Regions from separate parts of the Mus musculus genome. Here region 1 is linked to region 2. A link is a loop called in an ENCODE intact Hi-C map of the cell type or tissue named here. Cell type or tissue: gastrocnemius. All regions are shown on one strand. Region 1 overlaps Clcnka (chloride channel, voltage-sensitive Ka). Region 2 overlaps Fblim1 (filamin binding LIM protein 1).

Region 1 (5,000 bases), 190 kb before region 2:
AGGGACCAATTGCAAACTCCTGAGGGAGAAGATGGGTGAACAGTGGCTCTGGGAATCAGCTTTAGTTTTATTTTCTCAGGAGCTACTGGCTGTGAATAGATAATCCCAGAAGGTACGTCTCGTAAACCGGGGTGAGATTTGTCCCTTCCAGACCAGAGAGATGTTGTCCTCTCGGGGGGCCGTGATAAATGTGGAGCCCTGTTCAGCTGGGTAGAGCTGGCTGATGCACTGAGTAGCTGGGCTGGGCTGGAGGAGTGCAGGGAGGGAGGGAAAAGGGGCAGGGCTCTGTGCAGCATCTGGAGCCCTCAGCTGGGTTCCTGTTCCGACCCCCACACGGCTCACTTGGGGGCTGGTGGGTTGATCAAGGTGGAAATGGCTTTCTTCAGCTACAACAGAGAAAAAAGGATCGAGGGGGAGGGAGGGTTGGGGGGATGGAGACATCTCTGGCCTCTATCAAGTGCACCCCACATCGAGTCTGTGGATTTACAGCTGCCATCTATCCCGTCTATCCCGTGGCTTAGATAAGGGACTCTGAAACTCAGAAGGTGGCAGGCTGGTAACTGATGTCCCAGTGGTCATTTTAGTCCAAGGAATAAAGTACATCAGAGTTCCGTGGAGTTTTGAAAGGGGAACGTTGGCACACACACACCCCTGTCCCGTCCCCCCCCCGCTCCCCCCCCCCTGCCTGCTATGTCCACCCTTAAGACCCAGTACCTCCACCCAGGACACAGAGCCCACAGCTCTGCCCCGTGACGTCACGAACAGCGCCTGAAGGGTCAGCAGCTCAAAGAGCCTGTGTGCCTGCAGGGGGGTTGACAGGAACCGATGGGGTTAGGGAACACCCCTCTGCCCACACACCCTTCTCTGGCCAGGTGAGTGAGTCCAGCCGTCAGTGTCTAGTCTAACCACTAGGGGGAGCCAGACTCCACATAAGAAGCAAGGCCTTTGGTCCAGGTTCCCTGGGTCTCAAGGACATCGGTCCCTGGCAGAAAGTTTGGGGCCATAGCCAGGTTCCTAGACTGAGTCTGTCATCCCCACCCCAAGTGCCTGCTTTGAGAGGCTGAGTAACCTAGCAGTTTTCTCACAGGAGTGTGTGTGTGGGGGCTCAATTGGGGTCCCTGTGTGATGCTAAAAACCTTCTTTAAAAGTTTTTTTTGTGGGGCTGGAGAGATGATGGTTCAGTGGTTAAGAGTACTGACTGCTCTTCTGAAGGTCCTGAGTTCAAATCCCAGCAACCACATGGTGGCTCACAACCATCCGTAATGGGATCTGATGCCCTCTTCTTCTGGGTCTGAAGATACTACAGTGTACTCATATACATAAAGTAAGTAAATAAATCTTTTTTTAAGGTTTTTTTTTTTTTTTTTTTTTTTTGTGGCTGGGCAGTGGTGATGTACGCCTTTAATCCCAGCACTTGGGAGACAGAGGCAGATTTCTGAGTTCGAGGCCAGCCTGGTCTACAGAGTGAGTTCCAGGACTGCCAGGGTTATACAGAGAAACCCTGTCTCAACACATCCCCCACCCCCCAAAAAAGTTTTTTTGTTTGTTTGTTTAGTTTTTTTAGACAGAGCCTCTCTATGTAGCCCTGGCTGTCCTGGGACTCACTGTGTAGACCAGGCTGGTCTCAGACTCACACAGATTTTCTTGCCTCTGCCTCCCACATGTTGGGATTAAAGGTGTTTACCGCCATGCCCAGATTTTTTTTTTTTAATGTGCATGGGTGTTTTGCCTGCATGCGTGACTGTGAACCACATGTATGACGTGCCTCTAGGGACCAGCAGAGGGTGCTGAATCCTTAAGGGCTGGAGCTGCCATGTGCTTGCTGAGAATTGAACCCTGACACTCTGGAAGAGCAGCCAGTGTTGCTAAAGCTAAGGCATCGCTCCAGCCACATGGATGCTTCTAACTAACAAGCACCGGTTTCTATCCAAAAGCATGTGTTTCCCAAGCTCGCTCAAGTCCCTATCTCCTCTGCATCGCCCCAGGAACCCTGGTGATGACCCAGGCTGTGGCTGCTGGGCACGTCTGTAGATGAATGTGTGTGTGTTGTATGTGTGTATATGTGTTGTGTGTGTATCTGTGTGTATATAGTGTGTGTTGTATGTGTGTATATGTATATGTGTTGCGCATGTATGTGTGTATGCATGTGTATGCATGTGTGTATATTGTGTGTGGTATGCAAGTATATGTGTTGTGTGTGTATATATTGTGTGTTGTTTGTATGTGTGTGTGTTATATGTGCTGTGTGTGTATATGTGGTATGTGTGGTATGTTTGTATATGTGGTGTGAGTGGTGTGTGTGTGTGTATGTATATGTTGTGTGTGTGTATATTGTGTATGGTATGTGTGTATATATGGTGTGTGTGTGGGGGGTATGTATGTATATGTTGTATTGTGTATATTGTGTATGGTATGTGTGTATATATGGGGTGTGTATATGTGTGTAACACCTCACAGAGGGAGGATATGGAGCCTGTGTCCCCATCAGTTCCACCCTTTTTCCCCCTTACCTGATATAGGGAGGTCTCTGGGGACAGCTGCAGGGTCACTGGCTGTGTGGGGCAGCCACCAGCCAAGATGTCCTGGAGAAATCGCTGGGATTGGAGAAAGAAAATGGGGTCTGAGCCAGCCTATAGTTCCCAGACTCCTGACCCTTGAACTCCTCTCTCCCTTCAGAGCCCTGATCACACGGCCACTCTGTCCCCACACCTGGCAGGGGAGCCCACCTCTTGGCCTGGAGCCCAGGAAGCTGGCTGGGTCTGAAGGGCTTGCACCAAGTGGGTCCTTTCCACAATGCCCACCAGGGTCTGAGACTCTAGGAAGTACAGAGGAAGGGACTTGTTATAAAAATAAAAGTCACATTATCTGAGTCCCTACTATGTGCCATGAACATGCTGGTCGCTTCTTTTTAAAGATTTGATTATTATTTTTATTTTATGTGTATGAATATTTTGCCTGCATATGTGCACTACACATATTATGTGCAGTGCCCACAGAGGCCAGAAGAGGGTGCCAGAGTCCTCCGAACGAGCCAAGAGTTAAGGACAGTTGTAAGCTGCCATGAGAGTGCAGGAAACAAAGGCCAGGTCCTGTAAGAACAGCCTTGATCTTAACCAATCTCTCTCCAGCCTCATTCATGCTGGGTGTTCTTAAGTGTCAGAGAAAATTACAGATTTTTCAGTCTCCTAGGACACCTTTCATCCAGTTTACAGCTGAGGGAACGCAGGCTGAGGGGCACAGTGGGTAACTGTCCTGTCTCCTGGAACTCAGTTTTAGACACAGATGTTTGACAGCTGTGGATGGCCATATCATCCTTGACTAGCATCCCAAGAGCCACCCCCAGGCTGCTTTACAATGACTTTCCATCTCCAAACCTCTGGAAGTTAGCATGCTTATTATGTCCATTTCATTCACAATAAACCAAAGCACAGAGAAGCTAAGGACTTGTCCCAGGTCACACAGCAGTCTGGACTCAGAGGCACATCCAACACCCTGCCTGCCCTTGCCGCCCTTACACTTAGAGGGAATTTACACGCAGTGCCCCTCCCCCACCCCCACCCTAGCCGAGTACCTCTGGTCTCCACCAAGGGATACTGAGACACATCTGTGGAGGTCACCACCTTGACCACCTCCTCCAGGGGCATGTCCTTGGCCAGTGTGGTGAGGTTAGAGTTCATGAAATGTTCCACCGTTACAGGGTAGGAGCTGTGGACAGAGGAAGCATGTAGCAGGCCCTGCGGTGGGGGTGCTGGCCCCCCCAGGACAAGACAGGAAACCTTGCTGGGAGAGCTTCCATGTGTGATAGCTGATAGTTTAATTTTTTAAAAAGATTTATTTATTTATTTATTATATGTGAGTACACTGTAGCTGTCTTCAGACACTCCAGAAGAGGGCATCAAATGTATTTTATGTATATGAGTACAGTGTGGCTGTACAGATGGTTGTGAACCTTCATGTGGTTGTTGGGAATTGAATTTTAGGACCTCTAATCACTCTGGTCAGCCCCTGCTTACTCCAGTCACCACCCCCCCTCACTCCAGTCAACTCCCTCAGTCCCTGCTTGCTCCGGCCCAAAGATGTATTTATTAACATAAGTACACTGTAGCTGTCTTCAGACACACTGGAAGAGGGCGTCAGATCTCATTACAGGTGGTTGTGAGCCACCAGGTGGTTGCTGGGATTTGAACTCAGGACCTCTGGAAGAACAGTCAGTGCTCTTACCCGCTGAGCCATCTCTCCAGCCCTCGCTTGTTCTTTAGTATTTAAGTTCAGGACAAAGCTCATGGGATGGCACTGCCCACACTTAGGGACAGCTGACACCGCCTAGAAACTATTTTGCCAAGGTCTCATTATATATCTTGTTAAGTTGAAGGTAAGAATTAAACTATCAGGGGCTGTTGAGATGGCCTCAGTCACGGCTGCTCTGGAAACAGAAACTGCTGGGTGCATTCTGGTTGAGGAAGGATCTCAGACCGCATCTGCATCCTAGCTCCTGACCACCTAGTTAGGTCGGAAGAGCAAGAGAGAGAGGAGAAAGGCCTCCTAACTGATGTTCAACCTCCTCGTGACCTGAAGTAAGACTTGTCCAAGCTCTGGCTTTCTCTCCCAGCCCCTGAAGCTCCCGGGAGGTTGAGGGCCAGCTAATGGGCTGAGGGCAATTGCAGTGGTGTTGGGGTGTGTGTGTGTGGGTGGGTGTGGGTGTCCCTAAACTTCCACACCACCCTGGCCATCCCATTCCTCAGTCCCAGGCTCACCCAATCTGTCGGCCACGGATCCACGGCAGGTACGGCAGTTTCTTGGCCATGATGGTGCCATCGTAGAAAGAGGGCTGTAAGTTTTGGGAGATGACATTGGCCGCCAGCACAGCCATCAGCACAGGCAGTGCGTGAACGATCTGGCCAGTCAGCTCAAAGGCCAGCAGCGCTGTGGAGATGGTGTGGGTCACTGCTCCGGAGAAGGCAGCAGCACCTGCAGGAGCAGAACCACCATGGGTAACTCCA
Region 2 (5,000 bases):
GTGTGAGGCCACAGTGGATGAATTGTCTAGTGGTGTCACCTGGAGCCCTGGCCTCCTTGTGCAAAGGACAGGTTTGGATGTCCCCTTCGGGAGGCCAAGATTCAGTGCCCCCCAAATGTGGCTTGTGCCCCCCCAAATGGGGCCTGTTCCTGTGGGTAGGACTTCACGTATCCTGACTAAGAACTTGCCAGACCCTGAGTCTTAACCCTGGTGAAACAGGGCTGCCTTTCTCCTGACCTTCCAGCCTCACCCAAAACAGGAATGTAGAGACTGTCAGTTATTCCCCACCCTCCACTCAAAACTCACAGGTTTTCTCAGAACAAGAGGAGCAGCCAACCAGAACTCACCTTGTCCCTCCTACTGTCCCTTCCTCAGTTCCTTCCCCCTTCTCTGTCAGCTCAACGCTCTTTCCCAGGCTGCCCCGAGGCAGCTGCTTCCTAACTGTTACCCTACTTCCTTTAGGGGGTCCCCCTGATGAAGCCTTCCAAAAAAATCACCTGGTAAAGGAAGTATTAAGTGAAAATTTTCCAGGCTAGCTCATTGGTAGACCCCAGACTCTCAGAAGACACAGGTTCCGGCCCCATATAAGGAAGGAAAAGCTGGGTGGGAGTTGTCCTCGGCTCCAAGAGCAGCCACACGGCACAGTTTAGAACAGCTATGGAGAAATCTGTGTGCTAACAGATATCAGTTTCTCCACAAGGGGAAGGTGTTGGGAAACCTACCGAGACAGGACAGGATTTTTACCCACCTGCCTTTTACAGAGCTATAAAACAGCTTCCAGACAAGGGGAAAAGCTGGGATCCAGCCACCAGCAAGAAGAATGTGCTGTGTGGACAGCTCATAGCTTTTGACCAAGGCCCAGGCATTTTCCACACAAGGCAGGTCATGAAAGGGTTCAGTCCACAGTCCAGCCTCTGAGAAGTGTGATTCACACACACCGGATGCCAGGCCTTTTCTTGGGGAGCAGAGGACATTGCAAAACACTCTAAAGTTCAAGGGCTGGGCTAAGCTCTTTCAAGGACCGAACACATCAAATGCTTCCCTTCTCAGGGCTGAGAATATGGTTTTGTAATGTCCAGCTGCTGCAGCAACACACACATGTGTGTGCGTGCACGCTCACAGACACAGACACACACACAGGCATGTGCACAGGCACACACACGCACACACACACATACGGTTAGTGAGATGGATCAGAGGTGAAGGCAGTTGGCACCAAGTCTTAAGATTGCCAGAATTCATTGGCGGAAGGAGAGAACTGCAGGTTGTACACACACACACACACACACACACACATGTAGGAACAATTGAGCTGTGGCATGCAGTTACTCCTCCACAGAAATAAATAAATGCAAAGAAAAAGGCTTTGTGGGGCTGGAGAGATGGCTCACTGGTTAAGAACACTGACTCTTCTTCCAGAGGACCCAGGTTCGATTCCCAGCACCCACTTGGTAGCTCACAATGTCCTGTAACTCTAGTGCCAGGTGCCCTGGTATCCTCTTCTGGTTTCTCAAAGCACAAGGTGCACAGATATGCTTGCAGGCATACCTATAAAATAAAAACAAATTAAAAATATATAAACAAATGACCTTCAGGTTTTTGTCCATTTATTTATTTGTTTGTTTAGGTGTTGAGAAACATTGGTCTCATGCATTCCAGGCTGACCTCGAGATTTCTACAATGAGAGTGAAGTTCTGGTCCTCCCGCCTCCTCTCCCTAGTGCTAGACCACACTCAGGCACTTCCACTCCTGATTTATGCAGTGCTGGGGAATCGAACTCTGAACTCTGGCTGTCAGGCGTTGTGGCAAGAGCTTTTGCCCACTGAGCCATCTTGCAGGCCCTTCTTGTTTGTTTTTTGAGACAGGGTTTCACAATGCACCCGCGGTTATCCTGGAATCTACTCTGTAGACCAGGTTGGTCCCGAATTCACAGAGGTCTGCCTGCCTCTGCCTCCCCTGAGATTAAAGGTGTAGGCCACCACCGCCCCAGCTTGTCTGTTTTTGAGACATGGTCTCTCTGCGTATTACAGGGTGGCCTTGTACTCTAAGCAATCCTCCGTCCTCTGCGCCCCCGACCCCCCATTTCTGGAATTACAGGTGTGTGCCACACACCCTATACCTCTTTATATCCGTTCCAGACGGGGTCTCAAAGTACCTCAGGCCAACCTGGTACTTACTATGTCCTCAAAGATAACTTTAAACTTTGGCTCCTCCTGCCTCCACTTCCTTCCGGTACTTCTGGCATGCACAGGCCTGCTCAGCCATCACCTGGTCCCCTCTGAAGGTCTTTCTGGTTGAATAGGCAGCAACAGGCTCTACATGCTAGTGAGGTCATACTCCAAGCACCTGGGTGTGGCCTCAGGCGAGAGGGACCCTGGCACAGGGCCATGGGCAAGTTCAGCGCTCCCCAGCAACTCCTGATGGTCCTTTGTTCAGAGTCCAAGTTCCCAGGTCTCATTCTTGAATTTCCGGGCATCCCCTCCAAACAGGTGACAGTTTGGGCCAGCGACTGGCTTAATCTCCGGCCGCAGGTCTCCTTTCGAGAGGCCGCATTCCTGAGACAGGTGGAAAAGTTTCATGACCACGTCACTCTTTTGGGATGTTTTCTCTCTCCGAAATATGAGCATTGAGAACCCTACGCGTTGAGAAGCTGGTGAGAAGCCAGAGAACCTTGGCTCCGGGTATCAACTCGCTGGCTCATGCTGCCCCCTAGCGGCTGAACGCCACATCTGCCTTGACGCAGCCCAGAACCTGCAACTTGCAAACTACTGCCTAGTTTCCCAGGACCCCTAAGCGGGGTAATGCATGTCCCCTCACAGGAGTCCCAATGCACGTCACCACTTTATCAGCTTCCCTTTAATTAATTCATATATGTATATATTTATATAATTTGGTGCTGGGGACAGAAGCCAGTCAAGTACATACATGCTAAGTGTATTCAAATCACTGCGACACCCCCCACCCCCAGTTACCCATATATTTAAAACGAAGCCTCATGAGGCTCTGGGTTCGATTCCTAGAATTCCAGAATATAGGAGTTGGAGACAAGGGATATGAAGTCAAGGCAATCCAGGACGATATAGTTAGTTCAAGGTCAGCCTGGGATACTCAGGACACTATCTCACTGAAACAAAACCCCCAAATAAAAACAACCAACTCCCCCCACCCCAGACAAAAACAAGACACAAGGAAAGAACATATGTTTATTTTTTTCTGTGTGCAACTTAGAAGTTACAAAGCACAAAAATGATTTTTTTTCTACTTTACATTTTATCTCTATTAGATGTGTGTGCACAAACGTGTATCTTGGTATGCAGGTGTAAACCAGAGGACAACTTATAGAATTGGCTCTCTCCTTCACTGTGGGTCCCAGAGACAGGACTCCGGCCATCAGACTTGGAAGCCAGCACCTCTACCAGCTGAATCATCTTGCCTGCCTTAAAGTGAATTTCCTTAAGAGGGAGAATGTTCTAGGTGTGGCTTCACAGAGACAGTGGTTACGGGCAGCCTAGCAGCAAAGCTGAAGTGGAGGCTGGGTGGCACACATGGGAGACCAAAGAGATGTGACTTCTTTCCCTAGCCTCTTTGGTGTGTGTGTGTGTGTGTGTGTGTGCGCGCGTGCGCGCACTTGTAGAGGCCAGAGCCCCAGTAAAGTCTGGAGGAAGGAGGCTCAGCCTCGAACTTGTTCCTTAGCAAATCAAAGGCTCTTAATCCAGGTCTGGGAGCCCCTCACAGGAGCTCACAGGGTGTGGAAGCAAGCAGAGGCACGTGACCATCCTCCCTCCCATCCTGAGCCCAGCTCAGCACGGATTCTACAGGAAGGAAGGCTGGGTCGCCGCTACCTCACGTTCTATGCACTTATGATTTATTATTATTTTCTGAGACAAATCTCTGAATGTGGCCAAAACTGATTGGGAATTCTATGAAGTCTAAGCAGGTCGCAAGCTTCTGGCAATTTCCCCCAGCACTGGGATCACAGATTTGCACCACCAAACCCCAGTAGTTTGTGCATTTTAAGATTGTAGCTGTGGCTGCCTTCAAATGCAGAGATCCATGTGTCTCTGCCTCCCAAGTACTGAGATTAAAGGTGTTTGCCATTAGACATGGCTAAATTGTTTTTTTTTTTTTAATGTATGTGTGTGTGCCTGAGTGTAAGCGTGTACACCACATGCATTAAGGTTCCAAGGAGGCCAGCAGAGGGCGCCAGCTCTCCGGAAACTGGAGTTGCAGGACAGGTAGTTATGAGCCTCCATGAGGGATGCTGGGAAATGAACTCTGGTCCTCCGCAAGAGGAGCAAGAGCTCGCTCTTCATCACCGAGCCATCTTCGCAGCCCCTGAACCAAGGGAAGATGTTTACTGATTTTACCCCACCAAAAAAAGAAAAAGAGAAAAATTCAAAGATTTCTCTCCCCCAAATCCAAAGAATATTGTTTTGAATCTTTTAGTAGATCAGACTAGATTGAACATAGAAATCCACCTGCCTCTGCCTCCCAAGTGCTGGGATTAAAGGTGTGTGCTATCATGTCTACTACACACTTATATTCTCAAAAAATACTTTTTGGAGTGGCTGAGAAGGCGCACTTCAAACAACTTAGCTCTACAATCTAAGCTGAGGTCTCAGCGCCTTCTGCTAGGCAGCTAAGCATCATGGTCAGAGACACAGGTATCATCCTGAGACCTGTCCCCATAAACATGTCAGGGCAGCACTAGAGATGGACCAGGGTTGCAGTCTGGTGGTGAGAGGCCTCCTGGTCAATGAAGGGAGAGGAGTAGAAAGTCTGGGGGTGGGGGGTGCTGTGTACTAGGAGGCCAAAGCCCAGTGTCTCAAGCCTGTCTGTGCATTTAGACACTATGGGCTGAGCAGTGTGCTGGTGCCCAGTGAGGTTCAAAAAGAAAGTACTCAAGAAAAGTCAGGAGGGGAAACCAAGTCAGGGAAGGGCCAGCTATCGGGACTCTTCAGCAGCAACCAGCAGCACTCCGCTTCAGGTGACAGGGCTTG

What was found. A loop is a pair of places that touch in the nucleus more often than their neighbours do. Peaks named below come from ENCODE experiments on the same cell type or tissue, not always from the same donor. Only the 100,000 strongest peaks of a DNase experiment are listed, where the experiment ranks them.
Region 1: it touches region 2 in a loop (9-fold over the local background); 14 of 42 quality-filtered maps call a loop at or near these places.

Annotation. Positions count from the first base shown.
Region 1 is chr4:141,384,563-141,389,562 of GRCm38, forward strand. It overlaps Clcnka (chloride channel, voltage-sensitive Ka), which reads right to left. Exons shown (of 20, transcript NM_024412.3): 15 at 4,755-4,968; 16 at 3,572-3,705; 17 at 2,727-2,815; 18 at 2,511-2,594; 19 at 715-801; 20 at 49-386. The coding sequence ends at 339. Among named protein-coding and RNA genes, the nearest start is that of Clcnka, 12 kb to the right of the region's middle. In gastrocnemius, CTCF peaks have their summits at 907 (motif pointing right) and 3,008 (motif pointing right); DNase peaks (open chromatin) are centred at 890, 2,747 and 3,006.
Region 2 is chr4:141,572,873-141,577,872 of GRCm38, forward strand. It overlaps Fblim1 (filamin binding LIM protein 1), which reads right to left. Exons shown (of 9, transcript NM_001163256.1): 9 at 3,190-5,000. The coding sequence ends at 4,958. Among named protein-coding and RNA genes, the nearest start is that of Fblim1, 25 kb to the right of the region's middle. In gastrocnemius, CTCF peaks have their summits at 2,724 (motif pointing left) and 4,183 (motif pointing right); DNase peaks (open chromatin) are centred at 2,396 and 2,700; H3K4me3 peaks cover 445 bases; H3K27ac peaks cover 2,949 bases.